2 separate regions of the Homo sapiens genome follow, and region 1 is linked to region 2. The links are chromatin loops, found by intact Hi-C in ENCODE. Cell type or tissue: endothelial cell of umbilical vein. All regions are shown on one strand.

The links. Peaks named below come from ENCODE experiments on the same cell type or tissue, not always from the same donor. Only the 100,000 strongest peaks of a DNase experiment are listed, where the experiment ranks them.
Region 1: a loop joins it to region 2, with 7 times the contacts of the local background. A loop is called at or near these places in 1 of 110 quality-filtered maps.

What each region holds. Positions count from the first base shown.
Region 1 is chr12:74,801,300-74,805,299 of GRCh38, reverse strand. No RefSeq gene overlaps it. Among named protein-coding and RNA genes, the nearest start is that of ATXN7L3B, 270 kb to the right of the region's middle. In endothelial cell of umbilical vein, a CTCF peak has its summit at 1,872; no DNase peak of the experiment used is centred here.
Region 2 is chr12:75,328,158-75,332,157 of GRCh38, reverse strand. CAPS2 (calcyphosine 2) reads left to right here and starts at 1,834. Exons shown (of 17, transcript NM_001355024.4): 1 at 1,834-2,291. RefSeq lists an enhancer at 1,878-1,927. In endothelial cell of umbilical vein, no CTCF peak of the experiment used is centred here; a DNase peak (open chromatin) is centred at 1,837; H3K4me3 peaks cover 589 bases.

The sequences.
Region 1 (4,000 bases), 530 kb after region 2:
CTTTAGGTCTTTGAGGAATCACCACACTGTTTTCAACAATGGCTGAACTAGTTTACACTCTCATAAACAGTATATAAGTGCTGCCTTTTCTCCACAAACTCTCCAGCATCTGTTATTTTTTTACTTTTTAATAGCCATTCTAACTGGTGTGAGATGGTATCTCCTTGTGGTTTTGATTTGCATTTCTGTTATGATCAATGACTTTGAGCTTTTTTTCATATGATTGTTGGTCACATGTATGTCTTCTTTTAAAAAGTGTCTGTTCATGTCCTTTGCCTACTTTTTAACGGGGTTGTTTGGTTGTCTTCCTTGTAAATTTGTTTAAGTTTGTTATAGATTCTGGACATTAGATCTTTGTCAGGTGCATAGTTTGTAAAAATTTTCTCCCATTATGTAGGTTATCTGTTTACCCTCTTGATAGTTTCATTTGCTGTCTAGAAGCTCTAAGTTTAATTAGATCCCATTTGTCAGTTTTTGTTTTTGTTGCAATTGCTTTTGCCATCTTCATCATGAAATTTTTGCCCATGCCTATGCCCTAAATCATACTGCCTAGGTTGCCTTCCAGAGTTTTTATAGTTTTGGGTTTTCCATTTAAGCCTTTAATCCATTTTGAGTTAATTTATGTATGTGGTGTAAGGAAGGGGTTCAGTTTTAATCTTTTGCATATGGCTAGCCAGTTACCCCAACATCATTTATTGCATAGAGAATCCTTCCCACTTTGTTTGTTTTTGTCAGGTTTGTTGAAGATGAGATGGTTGTAGGTGTGCAGTCTTATTTCTAGGTTCTGTAGTCTGTTCCATTGGCCTATGTGTCTGCTTTTGTATCAGTAGCATGCTGTTTTGGTCAGATTATATAAATACACAGTCACTTTCTGCATTTAAAATTCATTCATTCCTGTTTAATCTCTAAACTTATATTCTATTCCAAAGTGGTCTCCAAACTCAATGCAAACCAAACTTCTGCTTGGAAAAGTGGAGTATTCAGCTCTTTTACTGCTTTGCTTTCTTTCTTCTTCTAGATTCCACATCCCCATATTTGAGGATAGGGAGAAAGGAAGATTTTGGGATGGGACAAAGGAAGATTTTGGGATGGGAGAAGTCATGTTTCTATACTTCAGTGGATTGAAGTTTGCAATTCTCCGTGTAGATTGCAAACTCATTTTGCTATCTGGAGAATGTTGGTGGGTTCCTTCCACAGCTTCTACTCTTCCTGAGAATCTCTCACATTCCCACATCTTCAAGATGGAGAATACAAGAAGCTTCATTGCCACCCATCTAAAAACTCAGTGACTTTTACCACCATAGCCACATAATCTCACCCTTTCCTCATATAATTGGAAGTGAGCAAGGAAAAGAAGATTATAGCAGGTCTTCTCTGCTGGAATTCAGTGAACTTTGGTAATAGAGAATGAGAGTGCTATTTACTAATCCTCGAGCATCAGGAAAAATCTTATCCAATATTCCATAATGTATTTGCTTTTTCCTTTCTTGGTATGCCCCTCTCCCTTCTATAGCCAATGAATTTCTATTCACGTTTCAAGATGCAACTCACATATTATTTTCCCTGTGACATCTTTCTCATTATTTTAGACAGATTTAAGAGTTCCCATGCCAGGACACCCATTCATCCCCTGCACACGATTCTACTACAGCATGTATCACATTTGTCAACATTGTACTTCCCTGGTCCCTTAATGGAAACCTGGCATCATCAAAAGACCCAATCCAGGACTGTTTTAAACAAACAAAATCTGAAACTCCTTTTCTCCTACTCTTCTGATTTTTTCTACATACCTTAGGAACTTTTAAAACATTAGGAATATGCTTTTTTTTTTTTTTTGAGACAGAGTCTCCCTCTGTCGGCCACACTGTGCAGTGGCACGATCTTGGCTTACTGCAACCTCCGCCTCCCAGGTTCAAGGGATTCTCATGCCTCAGGCTCTCCAGTAGCTAGGACTATAGGTGAGCGCCACGACAGCTTGCTAATTTTTGTATTTTTGGTAGAGATGAGGTTTCACTATGTTGGCCAGGATGGTCTCCAACTCCTGACCTTGTGATCCACCCATCTTGGCCTCCCAAAGTGCTGGGATTACAGGCTTGAGCCACTGCGCCTGGCCCAGGAATATACTTTTAATAAAAAAAAATCCCTACTCTCATGCAACTTGCATTCTAATAGATAGTGTTCATTCACTATTTAAAGTATTCACTACTGTTATTAGATTCATGCTACATGTCACCCTCAAAGTTGATCAGTGTGACACTAAACTGTTAATAAAGCACAGAAAACAGTTTGACCGAAAAGGACCAAAGGTTGAGATTTTGTCAGAAGGTAGAAAGATTTTCCCCAGATAAAGTAGAAAATATTTACATAAATGAATGAAAGAGGAATAAAAGACTGAACATGAAAAAAGAAAGCAAAGGGGTATAAACAGAGTGAAAAAGATTAAGGAAAGTTTTGAAGATAAGAGAGATTAGAGAAGGAAAGAAAGAAGTGGAAAATGAAAAATTGTCTGTGTGTCCCTCCCATCTGTCTAGCCCTTTCAATAACCAGGTATGCTAAAGGATGCAAATTTATATTAGTAGTAGCCTAAAGATGTAATTGGAAAATATATTTGCTAGGGAGAAAATAAAATCTGTAATGTTCTCCAAAACCAAAAATTTGTATAATCTAGGTCAGAGATTTTCTTCATGCTTTTGGACAATATAAATTGCCTTTGTTTCATTTACTTAAAGTATTCCTACTTGGAGAATACATTTGATAGTTACAAGTAAATCTTTAAATCATTTTCCATACTTCTAGGATCTGGTTTTTGTTGTGATATTTTTAAAAAAGATTTTAAAATGAGTGCATCGAGTCATTTTAGGACTATGCTACAAAAAATAGCAATCTCTTTAGAATGGTACAATGGATAATGAATTCTGGGACTGTGTCTGGTTTATGATTGACAAAGCAAAATCTGTCAATGATAAGTTTTAGCAGACTTTAGGAAGGGCCAGCTCTCCTAGCTACTAAATGTTTGTCACTCTAAAAACTAACCATATCTGCCAGGTGTCAACATATGAATTGCTGAGATTTAGAATAAAAAATGGGAGAACCAAAACATTTACAAATGCAATACATTTATAAAGCAACTATAGTGTTAATAGACAAACCATATATATGTCTGTGTGTTAATGAAAACATATATTTATTTATGTATGTTTAGTAAACACACAAGTCACAATATTGAATCTAATTTGGTAACAATATCTCAAGTTTTAGAGGAAAGTGAAATTTTAAGAGGTTTTATTTATCTGACATGCTTTGTATTATAGTCTAAATTATCTCCAAGTCTAGTAACCTTCAAACTGACAGCCCATTCAGAAGGCCCAGAATAAAATAGTGAAGTCAGAGCAAGCTTCTAACTCACTGTGGAATGTCCTTTTTAAACCGTAGTGCTGGCTGACAGTCTGTAAGGTTTGGTTACCCCAAAGAGCAATGAAATAATACTTGAGGGAACTTGTGTTGCGTAATCCTGTCAGGCTGTTTCCAAGGATTATATGACATTACTAAGAGATAGAACCTGAGCAAAGGTGGAAAGTACATATTCCTTTCTATTCTTTTTGCAATTCTAAGTTGAGGCTAAGCACTTTTTTTGCTTACTTGCTTAGTGAACTTTCTTCTATGAGTTCATTTTCATTCTTGTTTCTTAGAACCTTCAAGTTTAATTAAGCCATATATATATATATATATATATATATATATATATATATATATATATATGAATTCATATATAAGTAGGAAGTAATAGATATATGTTATTTTAATTTTTAAATACCAATATCTTTAAATATAAGGGACCTACTTTACTGTATGCAAGACATAGTCATAACATCTAAATAATTTGAATTTTGTACAAGGATTATATTTTTATAGTTTATATAAAAACCTTCACTATGTTTTAGCAATTGCTCTTTTTTAAATGGTTAATTTTTCAATTCATCTTCAAAATTTTTAGTAA
Region 2 (4,000 bases):
CAAAAGTAGAGTATATATAGTCAAACATAATCCAAGATTATTGCTCTTCTAAGAGACGTTTTTAATAAAATGTCTGAATTGTATACATTATGTTTTTTAGATCATGTTCCCAATGGCTTAGACAGCTATATTCAGAAATACTAAAACAATTTAGGTGTAAAAAGTCTAATTGCCAGGAATCAACAAGTGCATGTCCTAATGTTATTTTCTTGAACATCTATTTCTGGAATGGCCAAGGTTAGTTGGTGCACCAGAATTTTTAAGTTCTTTTATAACTTTTTAAAAGTTAAATTTAGGCCGGGCGCGGTGGCTCACGCCTGTAATCCCAGCACTTTGGGAGGCCGAGGGGGGCGGATCACGAGGTCAGGAGATCGAGACCATCCCGGCTAAAACGGTGAAACCCTGTCTCTACTAAAAATACAAAAAATTAGCCGGGCGTAGTGGCGGGCGCCTGTAGTCCCAGCTACTTGGGAGGCTGAGGCAGGAGAATGGCGTGAACCCGGGAGGCGGAGCTTGCAGTGAGCCGAGATCCCGCCACTGCACTCCAGCCTGGGCGACAGAGCGAGACTCCGTCTCAAAAAAAAAAAAAAGTTAAATTTAGCTTTCTGTTTTATTTTTATGTGTGTTTTCTGCTATTTATTTTTGCTTTTCTTTCTATGTGGGGGTAATGGATAGATGAATTTTATGGAGTGCAGCAGAAAAATACAGAGTGATTACATTATACCTCATTTCCTTCACTATTTTTATACTTTAAAAATTTATTTGTATTTTTACTCCCAAATTTGCACCAGGAAATACTGGAAATATTCACGTTTTGATACATACATTCTGAGGGGAGCTAATTTTGAAAAGTTACTGCAGATTAGAAAAACATGATTATGAAAGAACTGGATTAACTTTCATAAACTCTTACTTCTAATTTGAATATCTGACTCTTGGCTGTGTAATTTAGGAAAGTTAGTGCATATTAGAGTGGAGTGGATCCTTGGAATTATCTCAAACCAGCTTTTTCCCTTTATAGATGAGGAGTTGATGCCAAGATATTGTGTACAGAGCATACATAAAAATATTTAGGCCGGGCATGGTGGCTCATGCCTGTAAATCACAGCACTCTGGGAGTCTGAGGCAGGGTATCACCTGAGGTCAGGAGTTCGAGACCAGCCTGCCCAACATGGTGAAACCCCCTCTATATAAAGATACAAAATATTAACCGGGCGTGGTGGTGGGCGCATGTAATCCCAACTACTTGGGAGGCTGGGGCAGGAGAATCGCTTGAACCTGGGAGGCAGAGGTTGCAGTGAGTCGAGATTGTGCCATTGCACTCCAGCCTGGGCAACAAGAAGGAAACTCCGTCTCAAAAAAAAAAAAAGGCAAAGAATAAAATGCAGGTTTCTTGATTTCTAGGCCTTTGCCCTTTCCACACATCATTTTAAATTTTAATTATATATACACACACAAATACACATACATATATATGCAATTATTCATGTAATCATCTATATGTACATAGTCACACAAATTTAAAGTAATATCCATGTCTAATATCTATGTATCTCTATATAATATATTACAGTCTTTAAAAAAAATAAGTGCAAGCTCCTTGAGAGCAGATATTGTAGCATATGCTTAAATTTCTTCTCCTCAAAACGTCATTCTGGGCTCTGTGCACAGACAGGTGCCTTATGAAATATGTTAAACAGAATTCAATTAGACAAAGAATTACACAACAACCGCCGTGGATCCGGGCCGGGCTTTGGCCCTTTCCCTGCTCAGGAGAAGCGCGGGTGAGTGAGTCCGCTCCGGCTCCTCGCCGGGGTTTAGGGGCGCCGCGGAGCCGGTTCCCTGGGAGGCTGCGGCGGCTGTAGCTGAGGTTTCACCCCTTTGGGTTTTCCAGCCAGCAAGTACTTCTGAGAGCGTGGCGGGGTCTCCGGCCACAAGCTCAGTTCCGGTCAGCCAGGCAGCGGAACTGAGGAGGCAGATTGGCGGGGGCGGGAGGTGGCGTAGAACGAACAAGGGACTTGGGCCGACGACCTTTTCGTCCCTGGAGGTCAGAGTGTAATCAGAAGCCCTGCGCTGCGGCGCCTGTTGCCGGGCAACCTGCAGACGCGGGCCTGGACTGTCTAGACTGTCCTGTCTAAAGCTTTCTGAATGCGGTTTTTGGAGGAATCGCGCTAGTTTATACCTTTTCCAACTCTTCTAACTCTGGACCTCTTCTTACCGAGCTTGTTAGGTGAAATCAGGCTGACTGTCTCTTGTGCCCCTCGCCTGTCCTGTCCAGGAATCCCAGTTAGGTAGGGGATGGGGAATTCCTTCTGCTACACTGCAGGTGCTCTGAATTATAATATAATTTGGGAGCAGGGGGAGTGATGGGGTGAAAGGAGATATTACCCTGTTTTGCTTGAAATTAGGAATGACCTAAGTTTCAATTCAGATATCTGGGTCTGTAGTCGTCTGGGATCAACATAGACTTGGTCCCTACCTTCATGTAGCTTAAATACTAAATTGTATTTACATCTCTTTCTTTTTTTCTTATTTATGGGCTGAATTAAATCAGTTTATTTTTTGCTTTTCATTTTTTTCTGATTTGATATAAGTAACATAATAGCCAGTAATATTACTACCGAGAGAAGTGATAATAATTGGAAGTGGAAATAGTCATCCTTAAAAAAAAATGAGGGAAATGGGAAGTGTGTTCAGTTATTTTTGGTAGCACTAAAGACATTAGCCAACAGTATTTATTATATGCTAGCAATATCATCTCATGACATGCAGCCATTTAAGTGGGGACAGAAGCCATTTAGAAGTGCTTTCCCTTCCTTTTGCTACTCCCTATCTCCAACATAGCCCAGCTGGATATTCAGTGCTTAATGACAAAGACAACCCTTGGCATAGGTTTCAAAGATTCACTCACAGCCAGTTGTTTGCTGATTCTTGTGCCACCAAGTTTAGGTTTCTAATTTTTTAGTCCCTACAGCTCATTCCCCTCGAATTCTTCTATTACCTTTACCAGTGAGGATGTAGTACTGAAAAGAGATCTGAAACCCACGTGTGAATTCGGGTCTGCAATAACTGGCAAACATTTAGCGAAGTACAGTTCACTTTTCTGGATCTCAGCTGGCTCGGTTTGAAGATCAGAAGGTTGAGCTGTTTTTGTCTTTGAAGCCCTGTCAAAATCTTAAAATTATCTACATAGGGTGTCAGTTGCCTGACTGCTCTAATTCCATAGATCCGAAAGTGTTCCATGTATGACGGCATTGCCCTTTGAATACTCTTACTATATCTAAGTTAACCACTTTTGTGTTTTGTCATTCCGAATTGACTGACTTCACTTATTTAACAAACATTTGTTAAGTTCCTACTACATTGTGGGCTTTCTAAATCCTGAGACATAGGGTGAGCAAATATGAGGCTTACAGTCTAGCATTAAAGACTAATAGCTATAATGCAATGCTTTAAACATCTTATCTAATTGAAGACAGAATTTGTATGTTGGCATTGTGATTATGTTACAGTTAGATGCAGAGAAAGGAATCTAAGAATATGTGTAAAATGTATACATGTATTTTGCTATACATTAATTTACTTATTAACAAAATATTTACTACCCATGCTTTGTTAAGGGTGGGAGACGCCAACCTTCTTGGTCTTGACTGTTTATTAGGGGAAAGAAAATCTAATGACAGTGAAGAGTGAAGACTGTCCTGACTGGGGAAGTACAGGAACTGGGAGGACCTGGACATTTGAGGATTTACATGTTGCCGCTTTTTAAATTTGCAAATAAATTATACTGATTTGAAATGACCTATAGTGATTTGAAATAGCTATAAATGTTACTAGGATATAAATAATTGAGAGACTGATGTGTGGAGAAAATCACTTTGCTGATTGTTCAGCGTCCTTATCTCAACTTGGGTTTGTTAGCCAGAAATCATCATCGCGAATACAATAATTTGTGTGATTAAACAACCAACCCAACCCTGGCCTCCAAAACAAAACAACA